Linked DNA regions of Homo sapiens: region 1 is linked to region 2. Evidence: read pairs that join two places in POLR2A ChIA-PET (ENCODE). Cell type or tissue: OCI-LY7. All regions are shown on one strand. Each heading gives the region's core, and the rest is flanking DNA. Links, peaks and the distances in the headings are about the cores only. Region 1 overlaps FOXP1 (forkhead box P1). Region 2 holds the start of LOC124906248 (a long non-coding RNA gene).

The links. Peaks named below come from ENCODE experiments on the same cell type or tissue, not always from the same donor. Only the 100,000 strongest peaks of a DNase experiment are listed, where the experiment ranks them.
Region 1: POLR2A ChIA-PET joins it to region 2 with 17 read pairs; 2 of 35 experiments call an interaction of 5 or more read pairs at or near these places.

Annotation. Positions count from the first base shown.
Region 1 is chr3:71,271,287-71,286,957 of GRCh38, reverse strand. The region is part of intron 5 of FOXP1 (forkhead box P1); the gene reads left to right. Among named protein-coding and RNA genes, the nearest start is that of FOXP1-AS1, 11 kb to the left of the region's middle. In OCI-LY7, for the core only: no CTCF peak of the experiment used is centred there; no DNase peak of the experiment used is centred there.
Region 2 is chr3:71,328,702-71,344,372 of GRCh38, reverse strand. All of the region lies in intron 4 of FOXP1 (forkhead box P1), which reads left to right. It overlaps LOC124906248 (a long non-coding RNA gene), which reads right to left and starts at 6,443. Exons shown (of 4, transcript XR_007095957.1): 1 at 6,354-6,443. In OCI-LY7, for the core only: no CTCF peak of the experiment used is centred there; no DNase peak of the experiment used is centred there.

The sequences.
Region 1 (15,671 bases), core at 3,748-11,747, 58 kb after region 2:
TACGTCTGTGTTGGACATCTCGAGATAACTCAGTCTCTTGAGTGAGTTTCATAAAAGATGTTGTGATTTTAGATAATCACCTAGTTTCTCCCTCTACTTTTAAATAATATTCAAATGAATTCCAGGCACATAAAATCATTGCTTGGCTCTGCGTACATGTGTTTTCTGTGATAGCATGAGGTAGAGTTTGTATCAACTTTGATGACAACATTTCTAGACATTAAGTTGGTAGGCAGTTTTTTGTTTTGTTTTGTTTTGTTTCTGATTTGAATTCTCCCTCGATATTTTCCCACTTCCCCAACTTGATTTGCAGCTTGTTAGATAAGGAACTTTGTATCTTTCAAAGGAGAGCCATTTATACTTTCATTGTTTAATTTATCCCAAATATCAGTCATTCTCTTGTCCCAGCACATGCCATTAATATAAATTTGTTTATAGTTGCAAATTTTGCTTTGGTTGGGTTTCATTCAGATTAACTCTGTAAAATTAAAAAAGTTACAGCTTTTAGAGTATGAAATTTAAGTTCTCTTCTTTGCTATACCTCAGTGATATAGTTACTAATTGATTAAGCAATAAGTAGTTACTGAGTTTCTATGAGGCTCCCTGTGTTTAAAATTGAGCTGTGTGCTGGCGGGCGGGGCGGGGGTGGCGGGGGACACTCTACATGGTGGTAGATATCCCATCTAATTCTAAAATCCCCAAATGGCCAATCAATGAAGTACAGTCATGTGCCACACAAGGATGTTTTGGTCAACGATGGTTTGCATATATGACTGTGGTCCCATAAAATTATAATGGAGCATACCTGATACATAGCACTTGGTATTGTCATTGCAGATAAAGTAGGAGAAGTGACTGACATTAGGTAACAGTGCTGGGACATACGGTTTTCCATATGAAAATATATAAGTAAAAATATACATACTATCTGGGTTTAAGTACACTCTTATGTTGGCACAGTAGCAAAATCGCCTAACAACACGTTTCTCAGAACCTATCCCTATTGTGAAGTGATACATGACTTTATTCTTAGGTTTATAGATTCAGAGAGGACCAAGGAATGTCAGACTTCTGTAGCCCATTCCTTATATTTACTGAAGATGAAACTGTGATACAGAAAAGGAAATGACAGACCCCAGGCCACTGTGTAATTGTAGATTTCTGTGTTGGTAGTGACTCCCAGCCTCTTCCACTACATCAGTTCCTTCCTTTTGTGATATAATACCAAAGATAAGTGGAAATATTAAAATTTGACTGTTAAAAAGTTGACTGTTGAAAAAATGGACCAACTGAAAACCAAGGTGTATTATTTTTATGTACATGACCCTTTCTCGGATTTAATTTCTAATATTCTCTTCTCTAAGCTATGTTAAGGGAATTTACAAGTGTTTCAAAATATTAAATAGGAAAAGCATCATCTGAAAATGTTTATCTCAGAAAGTGCCCACTTTTCACCCTTCTTCTCTTTACTCTCTTCCTTTTTCTTCCTCGTTCCCTCTCCCTCTGTGTCTCTCCTCCCTCTAAAGCCTGATTTTTTAAAAAACAAGGCTGTTTGATGAAGATATGTATAAAGTTAGAATTATCCTGCTGGTTGACAACTACTGTGCATTTTTTGAATAGTTGAGTTTTGTATAGCATGAGAATTTAGTTGACTACACTATCCTTATGCGACTGATTCATACAAATGACTGCCTCCTATGTGACGTGTTTTGCCAAGGGCTGGGGTATATAAGAGGATAATGATGTGTGTTTCTTACTATTTTTGAGGCATAAGCTAATTGATTCGAACTGCGTGTTTTCTGAGGTCTTGTTCTACCTGGCTTTGGAGTGGGGTTAATGTTCTTTATTTCCCTTCTGTGGGATAAAATACCTACCAATGTAAAATTGTCATCAGGAAGGGTCATATAATTTCATTAACTAAGTTCTCATTATAATATTCTATGTATGTTACATACATAGAATAGAAAGTTCTTATGAAGTTAATTTTTTCTGATTATAAATATAAAACCATCTCATTATGGGGAATTTGCAATTATAGAAAAGTAGACAAATGCAAAAATAAAAGTAATTTAGACTCCTGACCCTGATGATAACATATATTTCCTTCTACTCTTTTTTTAATGGAATGTACATATAGTTGACAAAGTTGTAGCCATACAGTATATGGTATTTGTGTATCCATTTTTTTTTTTAATTTAGTATTTCATGATGAGCATTTTCCTGTGTCATGAAGTGTTCTTAAAGACATCTGGAATGGTTGTATACCACATCATCCTTTCGGATACAATAAAATTTAAAGAACTATTCTTAATGTTGGGTATTGACACCATGTCCAGTTTTCCTGTAATAACGTTGCAGTTGGCATATTTGTGCACAAATATTTGTCTTTTCTTTTTTTGAAACAGGGTCTCCTCCATTACCCAGGCTGGATTGTAGTGATGATTATAGCTCACTACAGCCTTGATCTCTCAGGCTCAAGTGATCCTTCCACATCAGCTCCCGAGTAGCTTAGACTTCAGTTGCACACACCATGTCCAGCTAATTTTTATATTTTTTGTAGAGACGGGTTTCTGCCATGTTGCCCAGGCTGGTCTCGAACTCTTGGGCTCAAGTGATCTGCCCGTCTTGGCCTCGCAAAGTGCTGGGATTACAGGCGTGAACCACTGTGCCTGGCATATTTGTCTATTAATTTGCTTTTCTTTAGATGTATTCTAGAGGGGGGAAAATCAGTAGAAGAACAGTTATGTAATTCTTACAAGTTCTCCATGTGTCTTGCCATCTTGCTTTTTCTCATCCTATCAGTACTGGATGAGAATGTTTATTTCACTGAACTTTGCCAAAGAGTTTCAACATTTTTTTGTTTAATCATAGGAGAAAAAGGTTTATCTTATTTTTAAAAATTTTTATTTAATTCTTTCATTACAAATGAAGTCCCAGAAGTTGTATTTGTTTCTTTAGGCTGTTCTTAATTGTTCATTGGAACAGGCAGGGTTTGAAGGAGTGGGGATACTGGGAAAGCCAGGGTGATGAGAAAATAGGAAAGGGGTCTTGTCATTGGGAGGCCACTATACCAGTGGCCCTTGTACCAGGACTAATATGGTACTTTGAAGCTTTAAATTCATTTCTTTATTCACCAGATAATTATTGAGTGCTTACTGGTTCTGGACAAGTAAGCATTCAATAATTTTAGGCATCCCAGGATACATCAGTGAACAAACAAACATAAAAAAACCAAAAGGCTCTTTTGCAAATTGGGTGGATCAATCTCAGTGTTGTATAGGGAGGAGAAACAACAAATCACTGAGCAATGCACTTAGCACAGTAAGAGTAAGCAGTTGCTGCTATTCTTACAACTTCTGCTATTGCTCTGTTATCCTCAGCAGCTAAAATAAAAAAGGGTTGTCATCCAGATCCCTTCAGGAGTCTCCCTGTCACATGGAGGACACACCGTCATGTAGGTCCTGTCCTCTCCAGCCCAAGAAGCTTCTCCCCATTTCTCTTTCAGCTCCTTACTCAATGAGCCAGCATCCTCTGGCCCCATGGTTCCAGAAGCTTTGCAGTAGTGTCCATTTAAGCTCTAAGACCCTTGGAACAGGCCTATGGACTTGAGGGAGCACCTGCCATTTGTATCAGTTTAGAAGGGTGCTGCTGGGGGTTGGGGGTGGGGCTCCGGAGTACACTGGGGGCACTGGGAATTACAGCCCCTCTCTGGGTGTTTGCTCTGTGAGTCCGTAAACCCAAGCAGCTCATTCTTATTCATTCCTGAATGAAGGAATTAGAAAGGAAGGGAAATTGAAAGGAAAGTGCACTTCCTCTCCCTCTCTCAGCCCTTTCTGGGATTTCCCTGCACTCAGCACCAGTGGAAGGCAGATGGGTACCCATGGCCTGGACCATGCTCTGCTTTTTCTCTGTTCTTCCCATTCCTGAGAGTGCACTTAGAAACTGGACTGTTGTTGTGCACTTGTCTGATTCCTGCTACCACCCTTTCAAAACAGGACCAATTTTGTAATGGGAAATTGACTATCTCAGGTGCCGACATGATGAAGGTATAGCTTGTTGTTTGGTACTAGCATGTCTCCAGGCGGGAATGGACTTGGAGTATGCCTTGGCTGAGTTTGGATGCCAGTTTTTGGGCATGGCCTGAATACTTTCAGTTAATTGTCCCCATCTGTGAAACGGGTAGAATGAAAGGACCTGCCTTATAGGAATGCTGTGAAGATGATACAAAGAATAGCGTAGGTTGGGAGTTCAGGTTTCCATCTTGGGTTGGGGGCCTGGTCTTGCTACTTGTTAGCTTTCTGATCTTGAGGAAGTAACCAGATTTCTTGAAGCCTTTTTTTTTCCTGCAAAAATAGATACTAAACTAGTACCTCCCCTGTGAAGTAGTTGAGGATTAACTAAATTCTTTTCAGGTAAAAAGTGCTTAGAGCAATGTTTTATACACAGCAAATGCTCAGTAAATGTCGGCTCCACAACACCAGTAATTTTTATGATTGGCACAGTACATGGAATGTAGTAAGTTCTCAAGGAGGTTAATAATCTTTATTATTAATTAAAAATTCAAGATATGGAAAGTATTTTTAAATATCTTTAATAAATATATATATATTAAGGAGAGCCTAATAGGAATAGAAATGAAACAGGCATCCTGGTACTGTCTTTTGGCCCAAAATAGAAAAAATTAAGATCCTAAGTAAAAAGAAATGATTTTTGAATTTTTATGGATAACACTGTATTTGAAATATTCTCTCTCTTCTGCTCATTTCTTACGTGCCACCAGAGAGTAAGGTGTGGTACCACTTAGAGGGATCTTCTCGGCTTATCTTCACTTAGCTTTGTTACAGCTTAGATTTTTTTTTTTCACTCTGTCACCGAGGCTGGAGTGCAGTGGCACAATCTCAGCTCACTGCACCCTCCGCCTCCTGGGTTCAAGCGAGTCTTCCCCTCTCAGCCTCTTGAGTAGCTGGGATTACAGGTGCCCACCACCACACTTGGTTAATTTTTTTTTTTTTTTTGTATTTTTAGTAGAGACAGAGGTTTGCCATGTTGGCCAGGCCGGTCTTGAACTCCTGAACTCAAGTGACATGCCTTGGCCTCCCAAAGTGTTGAGATTACAGGCATAAGCCACTGTGCCCAGCCTCAGCTTAGATTTGAGGGATGATAATGTAAAAGGCCAAGCCATTGCCATCCAGATGTTCCTGAGTTCAGAAGGAGAGACCTGGGCTCACGAGCTTTTCAGAACTTAAACCATGGACTGAAGTACTGTGAACAGGTTTTCCAGGGCTGTTTGTGAGGTTCATTGGCTCTAACATGATGTTATTTTAGAACTTACAAGTAGAGACTGCATTAAAAGAGCATTAGGCTCTTGACAGGCCTGAGAGCACTTTGCGTTGAGCAATGTGGGCAGAAACCATGTCGGTCAGGTATTCACCATGTCCTAGGCTAGATGGGAGGATGTGTGTGTTCTACAGGGCAGGGAGCCAGAATCCCTGTCTGTTTGGAAGAACATGAAGCGGGTGCTTTCTCACCACTCAGATGTGTTTTGAGATAGCAGAGGGTTGGCTGTTTGTGGGTACAGTTGGCAGGAATGACCTTGACCCCATTATTATCTGAAGGAGAAAGAGAGAGTGAGTGTGTGCACGCGCACATGGTTGGTGATAGCGACCCTTTCTCGGAAAACTCCAGAATCTGTCCTTTTCTTTTTCTTTTTTTTTTTAAAATTTTTATCTTGAGATGGGGTCTGACTGTTGTCCAGGCTGGAGTACAGTGACATGATCATAGCTCACTGCAGCCTTGAACTCCCTGGGCTCAGGTGATCCTCTCACCTCAGCCTCCTGAGTAGCTAGGACTACAGGCATGCACCACGACGCCTGGCTACTTTTTCTTCTTCTTCTTCTTTTTTTTTTTTTTTTTTTTTTGTAGAGAAGGGGCTTTGCCATGTTGCCCAGGCTGGTAGGATCTGTCCTTTTTAACAAGGAATTAGAAAGGGCTGCTTCGTATATCTTCATGACACCTAACAAGCTGTTTTCTCTCTTTGTTCCTTCAGAAATGCATGCAGTTTAATTTTTCTTTACCTATACAGGATAACTCTTATCATAACAAACAAACAGTAAGGAAAACATAAATACGAAAGCAAACATTACCATAAATTCACCCCCAGGATCACAACTTGGACCATTTTGGAGACCATCCTTCTAAACATTTGTCTCTGCTCACTGATTATGGAATAGACCTGGGCCGTCCAATATGGTAGCCAGTTACCATAGGCAGCTCTTGAGAAGATGAAATGTGGGTAACCTGAATTATTTTGAAAACAAAAAAAAAAGATATTGTAGGCTGGGCATGGTGGCTCACACCTGTAATCCCAGCACTTTGGGAGGCCGAGGCAGGTGGATCACTTGAGGTCAGGAGTTTGAGACGAGCCTGTCCAACATGGTGAAACCCTGTCTCTACTAAAAATAGAAAAAAAATTAGCCGAGCATGGTGGTGGGCACCTGTAATCCCAGCTATTCAAGAAGCTGAGGCAGGAGAATCGCTTGAACCAGGGAGGCGGAGGTTGCAGTGAGCTGAGATCGCACCACTGCACTCCAGCCTAGGGGACAAAGCAAGACTCTGTCTCAAAAAATAAAAAAAAAAGATATTGTAAAATACCGGATAATTTTGGGTGTTGATTATAGGTTAAAATGATGATAATGTTTTAAATATATTGAATTAGAACATACTATTAAAATTGATTCATTCACTTCATTTTAGTTATTAAAAAGTACCCATTAGAACAATTTAAATTACATTTGTGGCTTGCATTCTATTTTTTTTTTTTTTTTTTTTTTTGTTTGAGACAGAGTCTCACTCTGTTGCGCAGGCTGGAGTGCAGTGGTGCAGTCTCAGCTCGCTGCAACCTCTGACTTCCGGGTTCACGCCATTCTCCTGCCTCAGCCTCCCGAGTAGCTGGGACTACAGGCGCCCATCACCACGCCCGGCTAATTTTTTATATTTTTAGTAGAGACAGGGTTTCACTGTGTTAGCCAGGATAGTCTCGATCTCCTGACCTCGTGATCCGCCTGCCTCGGCCTCGCAAAGTGCTGGGATTACAGGTATGAGCCACCGCGCCTGGCCTGCATTCTATTTTTATTGGGCAGTTTGGTATAGACACATAACAGTTTTCTCTTGCCAGGAGTATGCTACATTTTTCCTACTTTTTAAACATTTAAAAATGTTACCCATATCTCTCTGTAACAATTGATATATAGCAACATTATTATTACTTTATAGCTATGTATAAATATATCGCAGTTTATCTAACCATTTCTACTTGGTTGGATACACGAGATTGTATACAAAAAGCTTGTATATGCATAGTTGCAAGCCTGTCTATTTCCTAAGGACAGTTTCTCAGCATCAGCTTATTTTTGTTTGGGGCTGACTAGTTTTTTCTTGTGGGAGACTGTGCTGTGATTTGTGGGATATTTTGCAGCGTCCCTGGTCTGTACCTGCTAGATGCCTATAACTCTGCTCCCCACTCACCACCCCTGCCCCATGCATGACAGGGAAAAAGTATCCGTAGACATCGCCAAGTGTCTCATGGAGGAAAAAATTGCCCTAGTTGAGAAGCACTAATTTAGGGCAAATTACCAGATTGGGACATGCTGGGTGAAAAGCTATGTGTATTTAAATTTGATAAACATGTATTGATTTATATTGAAATTTTATGTATGTATTCCCCAACTCTTTTCTGGAACAATGGTATCAATTCCTATTTCTTTCTTTTTTTTTTTTTTTTTTTTTGAGATGGAGTTTCACTCTTGTCACCCAGGCTGGAGTGCAACGGCGTGATCCTCCCAGTTTCAAGCAATTCTCCTGACTCTATCTCCCAAATAGCTGGGATTACAGGTGCCTGCCACCACACCCAGCTAATTTTTGTATTTTTAGTAGAAGACACAGTTTCGCCATGTTGGCCAGGCTGGTCTCGAACTCCTGACCTCAGGTGATCCACCCGCCTCGGCCTCCCAAAGTGCTGGGATTACAGGCCTGAGCCACCATGCCCGGCCCCAATTCCTGTTTCTATCAAGAGTAACAAAGATCCTCATTAAAGGCCTCTAAGAGATTCATGAAGGCGCGGCTGGGTATTATTTAATTGGTATTTTACTTGTTAGGAATTGTTTGTTTGTTTGTTTTCGAGATGGAGTCTCGCTCTGTCGCCCAGGCTGGAGTACAGTGGCATGATCTCTGCTTACTGCAAGCTCCGCCTCCCATGTTCAAGTGGATTCTCCTGCTTCAGCCTCCTGCATAGCTGTGATTACAGGTGCATACCACCATACCTGGCTAATGTTTGTGTTTGTAGTAGAGATGGGGTTTCACCATGTTTGTCAGGCTGGTCTTGAACTCCTGACCTTGTGATCTGCCTGCCTCAGCATCCCAAAGTGCTGGGATTACAGGTGTGAGCCACCGTGCCCGGTCAGAAATTTGTTTAATCAAATTGCTGCTTTCCTGAGACCGGCCGTTTTAAGCACCAGGATGGAGGCAAGCTGGGTTTTCTTCTGGGAAGCCAGCTTGGCAGTGAGATACCATAGACCACCTTTTGTAGCCTACTGTCCAGTGCTTCTGTGCTCATAAAGGAGGGAAAGATGGAGAACATCAGAGAAGACAACTCTCTTACTCCTTTTTAATTTATCTAAGACTTTTCTGACTGTAAAAAACAGGAATAATATCAAAAGCTATTGATGACAGTAGCTAATTATTGAACGTTTGCTGTGTGTCAGGCCCTGCTTAATGCCTTTATGTATAACTTCATTGAAACTTCAGAAAAATCTGGTTTCTCTGGGTTACGTAGGGGCTACTGTTTCCCGCAGGCACAGAGAGGGGGCCAGCCATTCACCCAGCATGCCCAGGTCACATCCTTCCTGTGTGTGTTATGGCCAGGACTTGAAGTAGGCAATCCAAGTGACCACACTCTTCATTTTCTCATGCTTTGATCACATATTTGGGCTTTTCCTGCGTGCCAGCCACAGCATTCTTTGCTGAGTTTATATTAGTGAGCCAATGAAGACAAAACTGGGCCCTCAGAGAGCTGTGATCCTGCCACCTTACCCCACTTTAGGCAACAGAGTGAGACCTCAACCCTAAAAAAATTTAATTAATTAATTAATTAAATAAATACTCCAACACCATTTTTTTTTTTAACTAGGGAAAATACCTCTATGAAGGTAAACAGTTTAGTTGAGATGAAAAGGAGTCAGACATGTAAGGATTAGGGAAAGATCAATTCAATGTCGAAGCAGCAACTAATGTCCAGTCCTCCAGGTGGGAGTGAACTTGGCATGCTTGAAGCAAAGAAATAAGGCCTGCATGGCTGGAATATAATATGCAGGGAGGAGTTAGAGGCTGCAGTCATCAGACTGATGCATGTGGCAAGAGGCTATTGTAGAGCATGCTGTCATTTGGACTGTGGTGTCGATAGTGGACAGGCAAGGAACAGGAAGTCTTTAAAACTGTCCAGCGATGCATGAATGGATAAAGAAATTGTGCTGTATATATGCAATGGAATAATATTCAGCACTAAAAAAGAATGAAATCTTGTCATTTGTGGCAACATAGATGGAACTGGAGGACATTGTTAAGTGAAATAAGCCAGGAAGAGAAAGTTAAACACCGCATGTTCTCACTCATATGTGGAAGTTAAAAAAAAAAAAAAAAAAAGTTCAGCCAGGTGCGGTGGCTCATGCCTGTAATCCCAGCACTTTGGAAGGCTGAGTCGGGCAGATCACGAGGTCAGGAGATCGAGATGATCCTGGCTAACATGGTGAAACCCCATCTCTACTAAAAATACAAAAAATTAGCTGGGCGTGGTGGCGGGCGCCTGTATTCCTAGCTACTCGGGAGGCTGAGGCAGGAGAATGGCGTGAATCCGGGAGGGGAAGCTTGCAGTGAGCCGAGATGGCACCACTGCACTCCAGCCTGGGCGACAGAGTGAGACTCCGTCTCTAAAAAAAAAAAAAAAAAAAAGTTGATCTACTTAAAAAGTAGAACAGAGGATACTAGAGCCTGGGAAGTGTAGGGGGAACGGAGAGATTTGTTAAAGGATACAACATTATAGCTAGGTAGGAGGAATAAATTCTGTTGTTCTGTACCACTGTAGGCTGACTGTATAGTTAACAGCAATACATAATTAGTCTCAAACACCTAGAAGGAGGATACTGAACATTCCTAACACCCCGAAATGATTCATTTTGAGATGACAGATGTGCCCATCGCTCTTACGTGGTCACTGTGCATTATGTGTACTGAAACACTGTATCTATGCATCACCATGCATATATACAGTTATTGTTTGTTAATTAAAAAATAAAATTTTAAAAAGGATATACTTAGGGGTTAAAATTAGGCAGCAGTCACTGATGGATAGAGTAAGGGATGTGAGAGTGAGGGAATGGTTAATGATGCCACCTAGATTTCTGATGTGACCATGTCTGATGGAGATATTGGCTGAGTGAGTAGCGTGTTGAGAGAGCCCTAATGTGGAGTTGGAAGATAATGAAACTGGATTAGACACATCCTAGATTTTTCAGGGAAGAACCGTTTCCATTTTTTTTCTCTCTTGTAACCAGAAATGCCAGAAATTCCTATATTATAGGACCAAAACTGAGCTCACAGACTACCTTTTGAACCTTGTACTCAGAACGACTTAGGCTTCTAAGTCCTGATTCTTCGTCCAGAAAACATCATTACTGAAGACCATGCAGAGAAAGTAACCCTATAGCTTAGAAAAGGGAGAACATGAGAAAGCAGCCAAGTGTCACTACTCCATACTTTCTCACAAGTCTGCAGAAATTGCTTGGAAAAATAAATGTGCATTTCATAATGCAGAAACCTGATTTCTTTTTAATCATTGGCTTTTTGGGTGTTTGCTGATTTTTTTCAGGCTTGTTAATTTGTGCTGTGTCTACCCGTCATTTGTGCAAATTAGCGTGGCTTAACTATAAATGAAAATGTCAAAGTTATTACATTATTTAAAATTGAAGAATAATTAGACTGGAGGAAAACAGGCTAAAAGAATGCTGCAGGATATGTTAAAGGTAGGAAAGGACGGGGAAACACAACAAAACAAAACAAAACAAAAAAACGAAGAAGGGATAAGCATGAGAGGATGGGGAACCACTCCCGTAACCTCCAGGGACACGGGCATGTGATTACTACATTGTGTAACTCTAATAATACGGCGCATGCCCAGAAGCCTCACATACACCACTAAGTATAGGTTCAAATGATTTTCTTCCAGGCCTTTAAAAAAGGTGGTGGGGGAATATTTTACAAGGTTGTTTGCATTCTGCAGTAGAATTGTGCCTCGGTATGTTTTGTTCTCAGCGTCCATCAAAGACACCTGCTTGTCTGAACCTATCAGAAAACTGCCAAAACAAAACAAATTAAGAAAAGTAAAAGGGAAGCCCAGGTGTAGGGTGCATGAGGTGGGAATGGGGATTAATTCTTCCAGCTCTTAGGGTTGTTGACTCTGTTAGATCACAAATGCAGTAAGGAAAAGCGACTGTTACTTCTAGGGACTTATACCCACCCAGGTGATAAAAGGCCTGTGTTCATGGTTATAACTTGTAACATTATCTGTGGGGGCAATAGCAAATAAATTCCATAAATGTCTGTCAGGAGGGAATTGCTAAATTATGGTCCATCCCCAGGATGAGGGACACCCAGGGACATCACTACAGAGCTGTTAAAAAAGAACGTACACCTGTAGGTACTGGTACAGAAATATCTCCAATATATATTAAGTGACCAAGTGGGTAAATAGAATAGTATTTGGATGAAGTGGGAGAAAAAGAAATATACATACAAAATACTTATGTGATTGTATTGTGTACAGAATATTTTTGGAATAGAGAGACAAGAAACTGGCAACAATGGATGCCTTTGGGAAGGGAAACTGGTAGTTGCCAGGGGCTGTGGAATTTATTCTTGCTTACCTCTTTGGTGCTGTTTAATTATGTGTATATGAGTATAATATGCATTTAAACGTAGCTCTAGAATGGCAAAGAGCAAAGTGTTACTACCTAAAGGGGCAACAAGCCCTGCTACAATTGATCAGATACTGAATTTTGATAATCTCTCTTTTAAATCCTTGCTTTTAACAACAGTGAAAATCAGTAAGATTGCTGATTGATTTTAGAAACCCAGTGATAAGAAACTGTTGATTTTGCCCAGATCTACCCAGCCTTTACTTCCAGCTTCTGACTCCTGACTTTCGATTCCGTATGGCTTGTCTCCTGTAATGCTAAATTATTATCTCCACCTCCGTGGATCACTGTGTTATCGAAAATACTTTTTTAGTTGCATGCCATATAAGACTTAGCCCACACTGGCTCAAGCAAAAAGAGACTTTATTTGATAATATAACTGAATAGGTCAGGTGTAGCCCTGGCTAGACAACCCCATCTTTGCATTTCTCCCCTCTGCTCTCTTCTGAATTTACCCCATTTCTAATAGGACCCCTTTCCTGGTGGTGACGAGCTCCAGCAACTCCATCCTTGTCACCTTGCTGCTCCAAGGGGTGCAGAGAAGGTCTGAGCCTCTTGTCCTGACTCTTCAGGGGTAGCCTTGGGTCATGTGCTTCTAAGGACCATATTTCTTCTTAATGTCCTTAGTTAAGGTGGCCAATCTTGAGGGTTGCCTTTCATTTATCTGTATCTTCTGTTTCCTGTTTGCAACATAGTTAAAATGGATAAATCCCTGAGCTCCTATAGGCCTGGGAACACTAAGATGAATAAAACATGTCTGCAGATCTCAGGAAACTCACAGCATGGTAGACAAGGCACTGGTGCTAGTATGGAAGTCCTTTTTGATGTGAAATATTCGACCCAAGGAATTGGAAGGGAGGGCTCCTTCATTTCTACTTGGGAAAATTAGTGGAAGACTCCTGAGGGAGGCTACCCTGCAGTGAAGGCTCCTGGGAGGAGTAGGACTTCTTCAGTAGACATGTTAGAGGATTGGGTGAAGCCATTCCAGTCTGAGAAGAGCATGAGCAGACAATTTGAATTATCATTAAGTTGTATTTATCTAGCCTCACAATGGCCTTTGCACTGCCCTCTTCTCATTTTGTAGCCACCATCCACGACCAGACCTTTCAAGGAAATCACTCAGTGCTCAGAATAGTAGAGCATTTGATTCCTTCACCATGCATTTGGCATGAAGTCATTTATTACTTTGTATTGTTATTTATTTCTCTCCCTCCCCCCAGTTTCTTTTTTTGCTCATTGTCTGGGCTGCACAGTTAGTGCCCTATTATCAAGCAGTCATCCCCCCATTAGCAAAGGGTTGTGTTCCAAGGACAGACTTTGTCATCAGAAACTTTGTTCTCGGATACTGAAATAATGGAGGCGGCGTAGGACTGCATTCAAGGAAGACTGAAGGGGGATGGGCATGTTTGAAAATACCAGCCAACTTTTGTGCTAGAAAACACAACACTGGAGTCTTGAACCTGCCAAGGCAAGGGGATTAGAGGAGAGAAGGAAGCAGTTGAGTTAGGGTTGTGGTAGCAAGGAGGAAGGGTGAGGGCCTGAGCATGTATTGGAGGTGGGAGTCCAATTCGGTTACAGTGGTGTAAGCATCAGATGACACTGCTTCACATAAGCCAGACATGTTTGAAGGAGGACAGGGCCGGATGCAAATTATCATTTGATTGTTAGTTAGACTTGTTCCTTCCCAGTGCCTCATTGCCAGTATTTCTTGGAAATTGAACTTGAATTCACACAGAACTGATTCCTCACACAAACCTGAATCTGGTCACTCTTAAGTGGACCCCATGGGACGCACAAGGACCAGAAGGAAGAAGGATGTGCACCTTACTGCCTCTGCTCGTTGTACAAGAGAGGGGATTGAACAGCAGAGAGGGAGCCAGATGGATGCGCACACACGAGTGTGAGGCCTCCCCTTAGTCCTAATTCATGTATAGTGAGAAGTTAGGAGGCTCTACTGGGGGAGGGAGAGAGCAATTTCCCTTCTCCAGATGCTGCACCTTCCAAACCATGGAAGACCATGGCCTTGAGATGGTTGCCTCCAGGTCCAGAAATAAGCTAGACCTGAGCTTTCCCCTAGCAGTTCGGGAAGAGATGTCACCCTTGAAAAGGTATCTGCAGCAATCCTGGAAAGACTTTCCAGTCAAAAAAATGACCAAAGTCAGGTGACCCTAATAAGGGGCAGAGCTCTTTCTCCCAGTTAGTTAGGAACAGTGGACAATATGAGTGTCTTTTCTTTGGTGTAACGCTTGACTGCAGCCCAGTGACATTAAAGGGTTGCTAGTCAATGAGAATAAAGGACTGAGAAATGAATTTCTAGTTTTGAAGGAAAACAAGGGACTAGAGACCTGTGTGAGAAGACCAGGGGATCAGATACCCGGGGTGGGGGGCTGGGGGGTAAATGTGGGACACAGGCATGGAAGCTTCTAGGTCTTCTCTATTACTGAGGCCATCTTCTGTTACTTGTCCTCCTGAAATCCCCCACCCCTAGTATATTGCAAGACCCATGGGAGCAATATGGTAAGGGCCATACTGGTTTTGCTCACCACTGTTGGGTATAATTCTACACGGAGCCTCAGGAGGACATCGAAGTTGACCCACCCGGGATGCCGAGGACACTGCTGAGAGAAAATTGTGCATATTATTTCTCGTTTTCATTGCTGAATTTCCCTAGTAATCTATTTATCAAACTTTGACTCTTCCTTCTCCTATAATTGGTGATTCTTTTGCACAAAAGAACCCCATTATTCCATGTGTATAGAATGTTGACAGATATAATACTGCCTTGTTCGGTGGTTGTTTTTTGGGTGTATGCCTTATCTTCAAGTCACTCTAAAATCCCAGTGGGTAGAGAACCTGTCTATTAAGACTCTTTTGATTCCTGATTTAGAATGTATAATAGGTGCTTTATAATTGATTATGTCCCCAGTGAGACTCTTAAGCTTTTTTGAGTACAAGAACAATGCCTTATATGTATTCATCGCCCCTGCCAATATTTTACACATAGTAGGTCTTGTCCTAGAGGCAGAACCAATTTGGACAGCAGTTTTAACAATTCAGACACCCTGTAACATGTTGCTTCTGTAACAATCCATGGCTTTGGACTTAAGCCCAGTGAAAGCACATTAGTGGTTATGAGTTTCTCCCTGTAAGGTTTTTCCTCTTTGTCTCCTTTCTATTTTTTGGTACGTGAGCAGCCTCTGTCTCTCTGTAGGGAAGCAACAGACAGCTTCAGTGAGTACAAATGTTATATTCACATGTGGAACATAGCCCCAGAGATAATCATATGTACCAGTGATCCGTCAGTAGATGCTATTACCCGTGTGGTTCTTTTATCAAAGGAATTAAGTTCTCTTGATGTGTTAATAAACAGTACTTTTTTGGCCAGCTCTGGAGTGGATGAATAGGTGTTTGGATGTCTGTCTAGATTGACAGCTTTAGATTGCTTTTTTCCTGAAATCTGGTAATTCCAGATTTACAGTGAATTTTCTCTTAAGTTGTGTTTTCAAGTGATCACACCGAATTGGTGGGCAGCAATTCTTTCTTTTACCAAAAAAGTAAAATTATCGTTAACACTTTTTATCAACAAAACTAATTCTTTAAGAAGTCTTTGTTAATTTTTTGTCTTTTCTCTCTCCCTACATTTGTATT
Region 2 (15,671 bases), core at 3,049-11,048:
GTGGCAAGTTTTGAAAATGCAGCTAATTTGCAAAACGACAGAAGAATAGAAAAAAAGATAGAAAAAAATTCCTTAAGGTTTTCCATTCAACTATTCTCAAAGTATGAACATTTTAGGGTTAGGGGAAACTCTAGCAGAGTTCTTCTTTCCTCATTATAAATTAAATACTCGTATCCCTAAAACGTAGCTGTGAAGGAGGGAAGGTCCTGGAACATTCTTAGTACTGATATGCGTATGCAATGCCACAACCAGAGAGATGGCGGATGTACTCACACAACTGGTTGAGGGCAAGGGCCAACAGGACTGTGGGATAGTGCCCAGATGGGAAGGCCTTGGTTGCGCCTGGAACTGTTTCTATATGTAGTTCTTTGCTGCATGTACAAAAAAATATATCCAAACAGAGATCTATTTAAGACCAATGAAAAAACCCGGCTCTTAAAGAGTCCTGCTTTCCTTAGTGTTGACACCAGTAGGTTTGGAAACTGTGACAGGGTAGATCCAGGCTTGCATTTAATCTGTTTGATTCAGAAAATCTAATTGAACGCCAGGCGTGATGGGCTCAATGCCTGTAATCCCAGCACATTGGGAGGCCAAGGCGGGCAGATCACTTAAGGTCAGGAGTTCGAGAGCAGTCTAGGCTTTGTGAAATCGCATCTCTACAAAAATTAGTCAGGTGTGGTGGTACACACCTGTAGTCTCAGAGGCAGGAGAATTGCTTGAACCCAGGAGGCTGAGGTTGCAGTGAGCCGAGATCACTCCACTGTACTCCAGCCTGGGTGACAAAGTGAGACTACATCTCAAAAAAAAAAAAAAAAAAATCTAATTGAGATTTAAAAACTCATAGTAGGGGGAAAAAAAGAACTTATCTTCCCCGCCCCGTAACCCAACAAAAAAGGACACAAAGCCATTTAAAGTGTAAGATTATTCTTAGATATTGGTGTAAGATCCAGCTATTTTATTTAGTTCAGTCCTTTCTCTCCTAGAGGCCTCAAAGGGCATCGTCAGTAGCACCTGAGTCATTTGACTGTTGGAAACACTAAGTTAAAGAAAAAAAAATCAATGTATGCACATAAGAAGAGGAATTTTGAATTACATTTCCTTTTAGTCCTTAGAGTAGGCTACATTCTGTTGTTTTTCTAGTGTTTTTGTCCTTTGGGATGAAACTATAAATGGTGGCAGATGCCATCTCTATGTTAGTGAGAAGTAGGAAGGACCTCAGGGAAAGTGTCAGAGCAAACTGGAAATCCCAGAAGTTTTGTTTAATAATTATAATCTGGCCATTTGTTCTGTGTGACAGCTACTTTTATAAGCAATATACTAGCACCATCTTACTGAGTTCTTGTAAGTACTATGAAGTAGCTCCTCTTACCACCTTCATGTTACAGGTGAATAAAGTGAGGCTCAGAGAGATTGCCTATTATTAAATTGCCTAGAGTTACAGAAGAAGTAACCCAAACTGAATACAATCTGTCATTTAGTTAACAGTAATATGTCAATGCTAATTTCCTGGTTCTGATACTGTATACAGCTGTACAAGATGTCACCGTTGGGGAAAACTGGATGAAGGGTATATGGGTATTGTACTATTTTTGCAACTTCTTGTGGTCTGTAATTATTTCAAAATTTAAAAAAAGAAAGAGGTAGATTTTAGACTTGGATCAAGGTCTGTTTGCTTTTTTTTTTTTAGACGGAGTCTCTGTCACCCAGGCTGGAGTGCAATGGCGTGATCTCGGCTCACTGCAGCCTCCACCTCCCCGGTTTAAGCAGTTCTCCTGTCTCAGCCTCCTAAGTAGCTGGAACTACAGGAGTCTGCCACCACGACCGGCTAATTTTTGTATTTTTAGTAGAGATGGGGTTTCACCTTGTTGGTCAGGCTGGTCTCGAACTCCTGATCAGGCTGTTCTCGAACTCCTGACCTCAGGTGATCCACCTGCCTCGATCTCTCAAAGTGCTGGGATTACAGGTGTGAGCCACTATGTGCGGCCTGTTTGCTTTTATAATCCAGATTTTTCACTGCTTTGCCTTCTTAGATCATTTGACTAGGAATAATATGGTCTCTGTTCCACTATCTTTATAGGGTTTGAGTTTTCAGGTCTCTCAGACCACATCACATGGTTTCCTATAAGTCCCTTGTGATTTCAGGAATAAAGATTCATCCTTGATTTATGAAATGATTTGTAAAATAGATTGTAATTAATTCCTGATGTGTACATGGAACCTCATGTGGACATCTAGAAAAGAGAATGGCAGTAGTAACCCAAAGATTTAGTAGCTTGCAGCATGTAAATCTGATAAGCGGCAAAAAAGTTAAATTCATAAGACTAGTTATGTAGCAGAAAAAAACATAAGATTCAAATTCAGAAGCCTGTGTTTTAAAGCTGTATTTTTGGCTAACTTGTTATGTGATCTCAGTTTCCTCACTTAGGAAATCATTGAGAAGCGACTCATGCATGTTCTACCACAAGCTTCCATGGATAAATAACTTTGAAACATTCCAGATAATACAACTTCAAACCTTTGTCTTTACTGAGTGAAAATGATTGCTGTAGAAGTCGTTCAGTCTTACGACTGGAGAGTCAAGCTCTAGGATATGTTGGTGGATCTGTTAACCAGTTGATTAAATCCTAGTAATATTTTATTTCAAATCTTTCTTCTTTGTTTTTCTTTTTCTTTTGAGACGGAGTCTCACTCTGTTGCCCAGGCTGGAGTGCAGTGGCACAATCTTAGCTCACAGCAACCTCCGCCTACTGGGTTCAAGTGATTCTCCTGCTTCAGCCTCCCGAGTAGCTGGGATTACAGGCTGGTCGAACTCCTGACCTCAGGTGATCCACCCGCCTCTGCCTCCCAAAGTGCTAGGATTACAGGCATTAGCCACCACGCCTTGCCTCTTCTTTTTAAATATAGGTATTTACAGCTATAAATTTCCCTCTGAGTACTGCTTTATCTGTACCTCATAAGTTTTAGTATGTCTTCATTTTCATTCATCTCAAAGTATTTTCTAATCTCCTTTAATTCGTTGGTTATATAGGAGTGTATAGTTTAATCTCCACTTGTTTATGGATTTCCCACATTTTTTTGTTACTGATTTCTAATTTCATTTCTTTGTAATTGGATAACATACTTTTAAATTTACTGAGCCATGTTTTATGGTTCAGAATATGGTATATCCTGGAGAGTGTCCTTGAGAAGAGTGTATATTCTGTTGTCATTAGGTGGAAGTTGCTATGGATGGATGTCTGGTTGGTTGGTTCCTAGGCCTGGTTGGTTCCTAGTGTTGTTCATGCCTTCTATTTCCTTGCTGATCTTCTGCCTCATTCTGTCCAGGATTGGTAGGTGGAGTATTGAAGTCTCCAGCTATTATTCTGGAGTTGTCTATTTCTCCTGTCAGCTCTGTCAGTTTTGCTTCATATATTTTGGGGTTCTGTTTTTAGGTGAAGATTTTCTCAAAGCAAGCAAAAGAAAACTCTTCTTATGTTACCCACTCTCAGAACTTCATTCAGCTTTAGTGTTTAAGAATTAAAACACTCTCTGAAAAAGTTTAGTTTTATAGTGGCTCCCTGACATTGATGGAGACATTTAGGCCATATTTACACAGGTAAAGAGAGATGAGGGATTGGTGGCTTTATTTAATCAATATATTAATTTTTTTTATTGTGGGCAGCTGGTAGGGTCCAATTGAGGCCAAACCAACATTAACTTCAGTAGCAGATGACTGGGAGCTTTGATTTACCCAGATCATTGTTTCGTCTCCACTATTCACTTACTCTGTGTAGACATGGACTAACTCAATACAAACATGTTCCATGGGAAAAAATATGCTTTTTATTTTTTTTAAGAAATAAGAATAAAATGCAATTTTCTTGTTGCTAAATCTCTGACTCTACAGCCCTTTCTGTGTGGAGGCCACGTGGCAAACTCCAGGTGCATCTGTCATACAGAAATTGCTTTTCCCCCCAAAATACAGAAATGTGAAATAAACCAATTTGGGCACAAGTAGTGTATGCTAGATTTACTTAGTATCTGTCAAACATCTCCATACACTCAATGTATTAGGACAAATCAAAGAGTTATAACTGTCTAGTTTCTGCACAAATACATATATAGTTTCTACTTAGACACTGATGCTACTGATTGATTATTTTTGCTAACAGTGCTATGGCCAAACACTTAATTTGTTCCTTTTCAGCAGTATTGTAAATTTGTTCTAGACATATGTCAGTGGGAAAATAGGGGGGCAGGGGGTTATCTACGCAAGCACCCATGCACACACACAGGTACATACACATATGCATCAAAAGATACTTCCTCACTTAAAGATGTTTAAAAGGGTATTTACTTTGACATGAAATAATTCTTCAGCCTTTTTATTATTGTTAAACATCTTTTGGTGTTTATGAGCAATAAAATAGTTTAGCCACGACTGTATATTCACTATGAATGAAACATGGTTTTTCAGAAGAGATTTTACATGTATGTTAAAGCCATTTTCTTTTCTTGTCATTTATGTGAATGGTCCATAGATTGGATTGCTAGTGGAAGAAGCCATGTGATTCTGTATCTTAACTTTCTCTCAGAGAGGAATTATCGTCTTTGTCATTTTGTTTCAATGTGCTACCTCCCTACCTGCTGGGTTTCCCAACAGCCGTCAGCTAACTATTCTTGTACCATACTGCTACCAGCATTCCTGGTTCACAAATATGAAGTAAACAGAAAATCTTGCTAATTTGAGCCCAGTAGGAACCTTAACGCTGTAATGAGGGACTAATTTTGAAAGCAGAGAGACATCTCTTACAAAATTAGAGCCCAATTTTTTAATGATCTTAAATAACTAATTGAGAGTAAGAATGGTATTTAAGAAAGAGTGAGACACTGATACGCTGAAGAGTTACAACAAGGAGAGGAGACTCCTCCAGGAGCCCTAGTAATTATACAGTCTTCCTTCGTTGCCACCAATGCTAATCTGAGTGTGGGAATGATAATGTACCTTAGAGGACAGGTTTGTGGTTGAAATGCTCTTGATAGATTTTGACAAATTAAACAGTGGTAAAGATGTTTGGAAGTTATCCAGGTCCTTACCATTATTTATGTCAGTGAACTAGAAATCAGTGGTTAATTTGCAGTTCTTATAATTTTTATGATACTTGTGTTGTTGTAAATTTAGCCGTGTGCGGCATCAACTCAGCAGGATACATTTTATGTTGTCAGCTACCTTTTGACATCATAATAGATTTCATTTGCCAAATCTTTCTCGATAGAATAAAATGTAAAAGAGAGCTGAAGAGAATATTTGGATCATATCCAGACACTAGTAAACATATGATGGACTTTCTGAGATCAGAAGGCTCAGATATGGAATAGGGGGAGAAATTAGACCCTGTTAGTGGTTTTCTTTTTCTTCTTTTTCCCCTTAAACCATCCTAGTGTTCTTTGCTAGATAGGCATCTTTTATCTTGACTCAAAGCTAGTGTGTTTCTTAGCGTGTGGTACCTTGCACAATTACCAAAGTATAATTTAGTTACTGCTTTTCCACACCTTTTAACCATTAATGCACCTTTGTTAGTGTCTTCTTTATTGCACTGGATCGCAAGTTCTGTAGTCCTATTTTTTTTCTCATTATGTTTTTATATCCATTATATTATTTTAAAGAAAAATATTGGCCAGGCATAGTGTCTCATGCCTGTAATCCCAGCACTTTGGGAGGCCGAGGCGGGTTCAGGAGTTCGAGACCATCCTGGCTTAATAGGGTGAAACCCCGCCTCTACGAAAAATACAAAAAAATTAGCTGGGCATGGTGGCGGGCCCCTGTAGTCCCAGCTACTTGGGAGGCTGGGGCAGGAGAATGGCATGGACCTGGGAGATGGAGCTTGCAGTGAGCCGAGATTGCCTGGGTGACAGAGTGAGACTCCGTCTCAAAGAAAAAATTTATACTCTCCTGGGATAATTAAAGACTCGGGTTGGAAAGGCATTTTGTAGTTAAGATGTTTTGTTTCTCCATCCTTTTTCTTTAGGTTATTCAAATCCGTCCCTCATAATTATCCACTTTCTATAACACTGACCCTTGTCCTGCTAATAACCGAAGAGGATTAGTGGACACCCCTGCCTTTGTACCTATTTGTTCTCTGAGATTCTTTGTTTTGACCTCTAAGTAATTTCTTTTTAGGCCCTCTGCTCTTTATGTAACACATGTTTTTGCAGATCTCACTTTGATCTGTGTGAACATATAGCCTCCCATTTCTCTTATGTCATTTATCCTGCTTAGAAACATTTTATGAGAGCATAAGCCATGCTTTCATTTTTTCCTTTCGTACACCTCTTTCGAATCTCTTCAGAGGAAATTCCTCCTTAATACTTACTATGAGCTCAGCAGCAGTACAGAGGTATGATGACTGTGACCTAAGGATGTCCAGCCCTGTGAAACGAGCGCTTCCTCGTCCTCCTTGTGTATAACGGAGGTACATATCTTGAGTCCCTTGTTTGGAGTGTCTGTCTGGCATGGATGCTGCTGCTCCACTCTGCCATAGCCTTCTCTGTTCCCAATGTCTAATAAATGTTTAATGATAATTGAAATGATTAGTTATCAATCCATAATGGAGAAGAGCTTATTAACCTTTTCTGATCACAGCTACATTATCCTTGAGATGAAAGTTTTTGCTACCATGTACCAGCAACTGGAAGTCAGATCCATTGGACTGATTGGGGTCCCTGCTGTGTCATGGCATAAAATGGTTTCATATCATTGATCAATCTTCTGGAAGGTATATGCCCTTTGTTATTACTTCAAAGAATAGCCAATATTTCTATATTTGAGATAATATATGTATAGCTATGTAATGTATTTGGGGGCCTGCACTTTCAATATTTTTATAAAGTAGAACAGTTATAGAAAACTACCCACCCACTCCCAACTATACACATGCTCGCGCACAGATCAGTTCTGAACCAGATGTCCTATTTCCATACTGTATAAAAGGTAGCCATTGTCTACTGAGCACTGCAGATGTGGCTAGTATAACTGAGGGACTAAATTTTACCTAATTTTAAATTTCCGTTTTAATAGCCATATGTGGCTACTGTATTAAGTTGCATTCATATATATGTATTTGTATATATTTACATAAAAATTGTTTTAAGGCAGGGAACCTTGCCACCCAAATCAAGAAATTGAACTTAGCCACCTTGAAGTTTCTCCTGTGTCCTGTTCCACTCACAGCCCTTTCCAAAAACAACTCATGTTTTTACTTTTATCATAATCATTTCCATTTGTTAATTATTTGATCACCTACATGTGCATCCTTAGACACCACAGTTTAATATTGTCCACTTTTTAAATGTTTGATATGTCTTTTAAGTTTCTTAATCTGAAGATTTCCTGTCTATGCCTTTCTTTTCTTTGTACTTTACCACCTTTCAGAGATCCCTGGCCCCCTGAGCTGTAGGGTTCCCCAGAGCCTGGAAGTTGCTGATTGCATCCTCAGTTCAACATGTCCCTCTGCCTTCTCTATCTCCTGCACATTGGCAAGCTGGATCCAGAGGCTCATGTTTGATCCCTTCAGCACAACTCTAGGTGGTGTTGTGTTCTTTCATTTGTGAGGGATATAATATCTTATTGTCTTCCTTTTTGTGATATTGACGGTCATTAATCCTTACTGCCTAGATCCATTAATTCACTGGGAGATGCAACACGGTGATATTCTAATTCTACTTACTAGCTGGGATGCTTTTGTAATTTTATTCTTCATCTACTCTTTAGTTACCCAGTGGTACTGTTCATTTAGGTAATACAGGATAAATGTCGAATTCTTTCCCTCTATTTACTAAGTTTCAAAATAATGAGTTGACTCGCTCTCCTTTTCTGAAAGTAACCATTAAATTTTCATGTTTTTATCGAACACATGGACACAGGGAGGGGAACCTCACACACTGGGGCCTATCGGGGGGTGGAGGGCAAGGGGAGGGAGAGCATTAGGACAAATACCTAATGCATGTGGGGCTTAAAATCTAGATGTCTGGTTGATAGGTGCAGCAAACCACCATGGCACACGTATACCTGTGTAACCTGCACATTCTGCACATGTATCCCAGAACTTACAGTAAAATAAAAATAAAATAAACTAAAAATTTTTTATGTTTTTATAAACTATAAATTTAAACATGTTAGTAGATTTCAATTTATTGCATTTTTTAAACTTTTATTGAAGATCAAATTGTCTGTCTTTCATGAGTGTAACTTCTTTGCATTCGCTCCTCTGTCCTTCTGATATGACCCTACGGTCTTTCATAGCTTCTTTGCTCCCTGCTATGACAGAATGTTTCAGACTCACCTTGTACCTTTTTTTTTTTTTTTTTTTTTTTTTTTTTTTTTGAGATGGAGTTTCGCTGTTATTGCCCAGGCTGGAGTGCAATGGCACGATCTTGGTCCACTGCAACCTCCGCCTCCGCCTCCACCCCCGCCTGAGTCTCCTACCTTAGCCTCCTGAGTAGCTGGAATTACAGGTGCACGCCAACAAGTCCAGCTAATTTTTGTATTATTTGTAGAGACGGGGTTTCACCACGTTGGCCAAGCTGGTCTCAAACTCCTGAACTCAGGTGATCCACCTGCCTCGGCCTCCCAAAGTGCTAAGATTATAAGCGTGAGCCACCACGCCTGGCCACCTTGTACATTTCTTACCTGAGAATTGAAATCAACCATTTATCTAGAAACCCATTTCTTTTAGTGGGAATTTGTGTTTCAAGACAATTATCTTAGCGCTAACAGTGCTCCTTGTTGTGAGTGTGTCCAGGCCTCATGAGTTCATCCTGATATTTCCATTTCATAATCAGGATTACAGGGCTTTTATTTAACCTCCTATTTATTACATCTTTATCTCCTTTCTTCCATGCTGACAGTTTTGGTTCTCGAGAACAAAGGGGATGGTAGCATTAGAATATCCCATAATTGCCCATCTGCTTATTTCTCTACCTTACACACAACAGTCTTAGAATAACAATACTAAATACTTCCACTACCAGTTATGATTAGCAAGAAGAGTAAACATTTTATTACATATGCTATCCCTAGTCTAACTCCATTATTATGTTTTTTTTTTTGAAGACAGGATATTGCTGTGTTGCCCAGGCTGGAGCGCCGTGGCACGATTATAGCTCACTGTAATTTCGAACTCCTGGGCTCAAGTGATCCTCCCACCTCAGCCTCTGTTGTAGCTGGGACTACAGGTATGTGCCACCATGCCTGGCTAATGATTTTTAATTTTTAATTTAATTTAATTTAATTTTTTTGTAGAGGTGGGGTCTCACTAGGTTTCCCAGGCTGATCTTGAACTCCTGGCCCCAAGTGATCCTCCCACCTTGGCTGCCCAAAGTGCTAGGATTACAAGTGTGAGCCACTCACTCTTTGCATTATTTTTTGATAGTTGTATTAGATTTGCATTTTCAGGACATTTAGCCATTTATATGATACTCTCCCCCTTTTAACTCTAACCCTATTGTACTTTTTAGTAATACAGGTATGTTCAGTGCTCAGTACCAGTTCTTCAGTCCTTATGTCAATGTCTGTAGTCATTTTGTCTAAACTTCATTTCTGTTAGATTTTTTGGAAAAGGCTCATGGGTACTGTATTCCCTGAATTCTTGAATTTTCGTAACAGTTTGCTGTGTTCTTTATACTTAAACCACAATCTTTACTGAATTAAAAATGTTGCCTCACATTTTTTCTTTGCATATCTTAAATATGTTACTCCTTTTTCTTCTGGCATAATAAGTCTTAAGTCCAGTAATTTTATTAGATTATATCTTAGTGTCGGTCATTTGGAGCAAATATGCTTCAGTGTCCAGGGTCCTTTTGCAATATGTAGTTTCAGAATATTTTTTTAATTTCAGGAATGTTTCTTTGAATTATAGTTTTAGGTATTTGGACAATTTTCTTCCTTTGCTTTCCTCTCCAGGGATTCCTACTTTTTTTTCTTTCTTCTTTTAGTTTTGAGCTTTGTCACCCAGGCTGGAGTACAGTAGCATGATCTTGGCTCGCTGCAACCTGTGCCTCCCAGGTTCAAACGATTCTCATGCCTCAGCCTCCTGAGTAGCTGGGACTACAGGCATGTGCCACCACGCCTGGCTAATTTTTGTCTTTTTAGTAGAGACAGAATTTCGCCATGTTGACCAGGCTGGTCTTGAACTCCTGGGCTCAAGCAGTCCTCCCACCTTGGCCTCACAAAGTGGTGGGATAACAGGCGTGAGCCACCACACCTGACCCAGGGATTCCTATTTTCTATATGTTGGATCTCCTTTACCTGTCTTCAGTATTCGATACTTTCCCTTAAATCCTTCTCTCTCTCTTAATTTCTGTTTGATTTTGTTTTTCATTTTAACCTTCTAGTTTTTTTTAAAGCGTTATTTGTTGTATCTATTTGCTATCTGTCCCTCTAGTGTATTTTCTTATTTCTAGAATGATTTTTCTTTTTTTCAAGTTTATTCTTTCTTCCCCCATTTCTCAGCCAGTCGAATTCTTATTTATGTAATTCTTTTTTGTTTATTTTCTTTTGTTTTGTTTTTTTAAGATAGGGTCTCACTCTGTCATTCAGGCTGAAGTGCAGTGGTGCCATTTCAGCTCACTGCAACCTGTGCCCCCAGGCTCAAGCGATCCTCCCACCTCAGCCTCCTAAATAGCTGGGATCACAGGCACGCACCACCACACCCAGCTATTTCTTTGTATTTTTTTGTGGGGACAGCGTCTCGCCATCTTGCCCTGGCTGGCTTCAAACTCGTGAGTGCAAGTGATCCTCCCACCTCGGCCTCCCAAAGTGCTGGGATTACAGGTGTGAGCCACTGTACGTGGCTTGATTTATGTAATTCTTTCAGGCCGTATATCTTATTCTTAATGTCTTTTAGCTCATTTTGAAGTAATAGGTTACAGACAAGTAATGACATGTCTGATAAATGCTTTCATTTTGTGTAAGATGTTATTCTGTTCCTTTTTTTTTATCACTTTGTATAGAATTTTACCTCAAAATTTTTATATTGCTCATTTTTACGTGAAAGTGATTTTTCTGAACTTTTAGCAGGGTGGCTGTATTAAGAGAGATCTTCTAATTCCTTAGAGCTCTCTCTCTTTTGGGTTACTTTCTACTACTTGGCTACTGGCATGCTTTCTAAAATATCTTTACTGTATTCTTCTCTACTTTGGGGAGGCCTTTCTCTTATCTTTCCTCTTGGTTTTCTCTGTCCTTTTTGATTTTGATTCTGTTGCCAGGAGTTTTTCCTCAGTGTGGAGTCCTATGCTAGAATGGAGACCTCACAGCCCAGTTTTGAGAGTTCATAAGCACTAGACTCCTCCCAGCTCTGCAGACTTTTCTTAATACGGGCCCTTTGCTCTGACCCTTTGTTGGAACGGGAAATACCCCACAGCCCTAAGTTCAGCTGCTATTTTAAACTTGGCTCACCATACTGTCCATTTAGTACTTATTGGCAATACTGGGGTTCTTTTTCTCAGTTCTTTCCGTTGCTGCATTGCCGCCCTCTGCTTCTTCCCACCTAGGTGCTACTATTCTGTAGGACTTGAGGCTAGTCTTAGCTTTTCCACATCTGTTGTATTACAGTGTTCAAAGTGACACTGGTCACTTGATTTTATTTTTTACTTTTTTGAGATAGAGTCTTGCCCTGTTGCCCAGGCTGGAGTGCAGTGGCATGATCTCAGCACACTGCAACCTCCACCTCCCAGGTTCAAGTGATTCCCCTGCCTCAGCCTCCCGAGTAGCTGTGATTAATTACAGGCACGTGCCACCATGCCTGGCCAATTTTTATATTTTTAGTCAAGACAGAGTTTCACTATTTTGGCCAGGCTAGTCTCAAACTCCTGACCTCAAGTGATCCACCCACCTCAGCCTCCTAAAGTGCTGGTGTGTCCGGAATTGGTGGGTTCTTGGTCTCACTGACTTCAAGAATGAAGCCGCGGACCCTCGCTGTGAGTGTTACAGTTCTTCAAGGCGGCATGTCCGGAGTTTCTTCTTTCTGATGTTCGGATGTGTTTGGAGTTTCTTCCTTCTGGTGGGTTCGTGGTCTCGCTGGCTCAGGCGTGAAGCTGCAGACCTTCGCGGTGAGCGTTACAGCTCTTAAGGCGGCGCGTCTGGAGTTGTTCATTCCTCCCGGTGGGTTCGTAGTCTCGCTGGCTTCAGGAGTGAAGCTGCGGTGAGTGTTACAGCTCATAAAGGCAGTGTGGACCCAAAGAGTGAGCAATAGCAAGATTTATTGCAAACAGCGAAAGAACAAAGCTTCCACAGTATGGAAGGGGACCCAAGCGGGTTGCCACTGCTGGCTCGGGCAGCCTGCTTTTTATTTCTCTATGTGGCCCCACCCACATCCTGCTGATTGGTCCATTTTACAAAGAGCCAGTTGGTCTGTTTTACAGAGAGCTGATTGGTCCATGTTGACAGGGTGCTGATTGGTGCATTTACAATCCCTGAACTAGACACAAAAGTTCTCCACCTCCCCACTAGATTAGCTAGATACAGAGTGTTGATTGGTGTATTTACAAACCCTGAGCTAGACACAGGGTGCTGATTGGTGTGTTGACAAACCTTGAGGTAGACACAGAGTACTGATTGGCGTATTTACAATCCCTTAGCTAGACATAAAGGTTCTCCAAGTCTCCACCAGATTAACTAGATGCAGAGTGCCGATTGGTCCAGTCACAAACCCTGAGCTAGACACAGGGTGCTGATTGGTGTATTTACAAACCTTGAGCTAGATACAGAGTGCTGATTGGTGTATTTACAATCCCTTAGCTAGACGTGAAGATTCTCCAAGTCCCCACTAGACTCAGGAGCCCAGTTGGCTTCACCCAGTGGATCCCGCACCGGGGCCGCAGGTGGAGCTGCGTGCCAGTCCCGCGCCGTGCGCCCGCACTCCTCAGCCCTTGGGCGGTCGATGGGACTGGGTGCCGTGGAGCAGGGAGCGGCGCTTGTCGGGGAGGCTTGGGCTGCGCAGGAGCCCATGGCGGGGGGTGGGGAGGGGGGAGGCTCAGGCATGGAAGGCTGCAGGTCCTAAGCCCTGCCCCGCGGGGAGGCAGCTAAGGCCCAGGGAGAAATTGAGCACAGCAGCTGCTGGCCCAGGTGCTAAGCCCCTCACTGCCCCAGGCTTGCGGGCCAGCTGGCCACTCCAAGTGCGGGGCCGCCGAGCCCACTCACCCCAGAACTCGCGCTGGCCCACAAGCACCCTGCGCAGCCCCAGTTCCCGCCCACACCTCTCTCTCCACACCTCCCCACAAGCTGAGGGAGCCGTCTCCGGCCTTGGCTAGCCCAGAAAGGGCCTCCCACAGTGCAGCGGCGGGCTGAAGGGCCCCTCAAGCGCGGCCAGAGTGGGCACCAAGGCCGAGGAGGCACCCAGAGCAAGCGAGGGCTGCGAGGGCTGCCAGCACGCTGTCACCTCTCACTGGGATTACAGGTGGGAGCCACTGTGCCTGGCCTGATTTTCTTATATGTTTGTTTGCTTGTGGATTTTTGGTTTTGCTCTCTAGTTGCTCTGTATGTTTTTATGTGGGGACTCAGCAAGATTCAAAAACTGTGCTTCTGCAAACTCTGCCTCTCTCTTTTGTAATATAAGTTCTACCTGAGGCTTTATCAAGCACATTTTTCCATGTCACTAAATGTTGCCACATAACCTTATTTTTAATGGCTGCATAATATTCCACTACTGCATGAATGTAACATAATTTATTAAGGCAATCTACTATTATTGGGCACTCATGTCTTAATTGCACTTAATGCAAATTTCTTTTAGTTATAAATTTGTCCACAGATTCTTTACCAGTTTTTCTCCCTTCTGTAGGTTTTGTGGATTAAAGTAAGCACAGCAAAAATAGGGCTGTTTGCTGAACCGCTGACTTCCACTTCTTTATTTTTGTTCATTCCTATGGTCAATATCGATGCATTTCAAACTCAAATGTGTGGACTGTCATCTTCTCAAAGGATGTTTTTTTCTGACATGACGCTTTAATTATATGAAAAGTTTTATAAAAACATAGAAGTGACTTACAATATTTTATATGTAATGAATTGTTTATATTGATAAGATTAAAATCACAAGAAAGTAGAAATGCTCTTAAAAATGTGGGATCATTGTGCCTTAGAGTTAAGAAAACCTTTGCCCAATGAAGAAAAAGTAGAAAGCAAAGGAGAATGTTAAAGTACATATCACACAGCATTTTATGCTGGTTTTATGTCAGCCTGAGAAGTGATATTGTGTGCTTCAGCTTTGAAGCATAGCAGGAGGAAGAGTTATACATGTTATTACATGTATAAGTTCATGTTTTTTCTTTTCTTTTCTTTCTGCTTTTCTTTTGAAACAGGTTCTCCCTGTGTTGCCTAGGCTAGTCTCAAACTCCTAGGCTCAAGAGATCTTCCCACCCTGCAGCCTTCTGAGTAGCTGGGATTACAGGCACAAGCCACTATGTCTGGCATGTTATTTTCTTTGAAAGGATTGTGTCTTGTCAAATGAACACTCGCATGTTAATAAAAATCATCTTATTCTGATATCAAATATTAACATTGTTCTTGATTGTAGATACTGTTTTGGAACATGTATGCTGCGAATTCTTCCAGCGGTAATGTTATCAAAATTACACCTAGACATTTCCCTGTAACTCTTCTCAGTGCTGTACTATAGAAAGTATTAGGCCTCAAACCATGATCAAATTCTGATAGTTGTTCTTCTCATCTCACCCACCTGCAAATGTGTTTATTGCTGGCTGTTTTCTCCCAGTGCTTTAGGGGAAGATCCTGTCTTTTTTTTTTTTTTTCAACATTTTGCTCTCTGATGCCCTGGGACAACCCTGTGTTGTGAGATTTAAGAGGTCTAGACTTTGTGGCCGGGCGCGGTGGCTTATGCCTGTAATCCCAGCACTTTGGGAGGCTGAGACGGGTGATCACGAGGTAGGAGATCAAGACCATCCTAGCTAACACAGTGAAACCCCGTCTCTACTAAAAATACAAAAAAATTAGCCAGCCTGGTGGCGGGTGCCTGTAGTCCCAGCTACTCGGAAGGCTGAGGCAGGAGAATGGTGTGAACCCAGGAGGCGGAGCTTGCAGTGAGCAGAGATCACGACACTGCACTCCAGCCTGTGCGACAGAGGGAGACTCCCTCTCAAAAAAAAGAAAAAGAAAAAAAAAGAGGTCTAGACTTTGTGAAAGGCTATCTCAGTGGGTGACGGGATCATTCATTCCACCTATGTCAGCCATTGCACCCAAGCAGCTTGATCAGGTCACAGTCCAGCTGGATCAAAGGGCACCAGGCGTGAGCTCAGGGCTGGGCAACCAAGCCAGTCACAGGTGGAGGATATTGAGGACCAACTGAGCCAATTTGGCCATTCTGAAACTGTCAGTTTTTTTTTTTTTGTTTTTTTTTTTTTTTAGCGAGATGGAGTTTCGCTCTTGTTGCCCGGGCTGGAGTGCAATGGCACGATCTCGGCTCACCACAACCTTCGCCTCCTGGGTTCAAGCAGTTCTCCTGCCTCAGCCTCCCAAGTAGCTAGGATTACAGGCATGCACCACCACGTCGGCTAATTTTGTATTTTTAGTAGAAACGGGGTTTCTCCATGTTGGTCAGGCTGGTCTTGAACTCCCAACCTCCGGTGATCCAACTGCCTCAGCCTCCTAAAGTGCTGGGATTACAGGCATGAGCCAC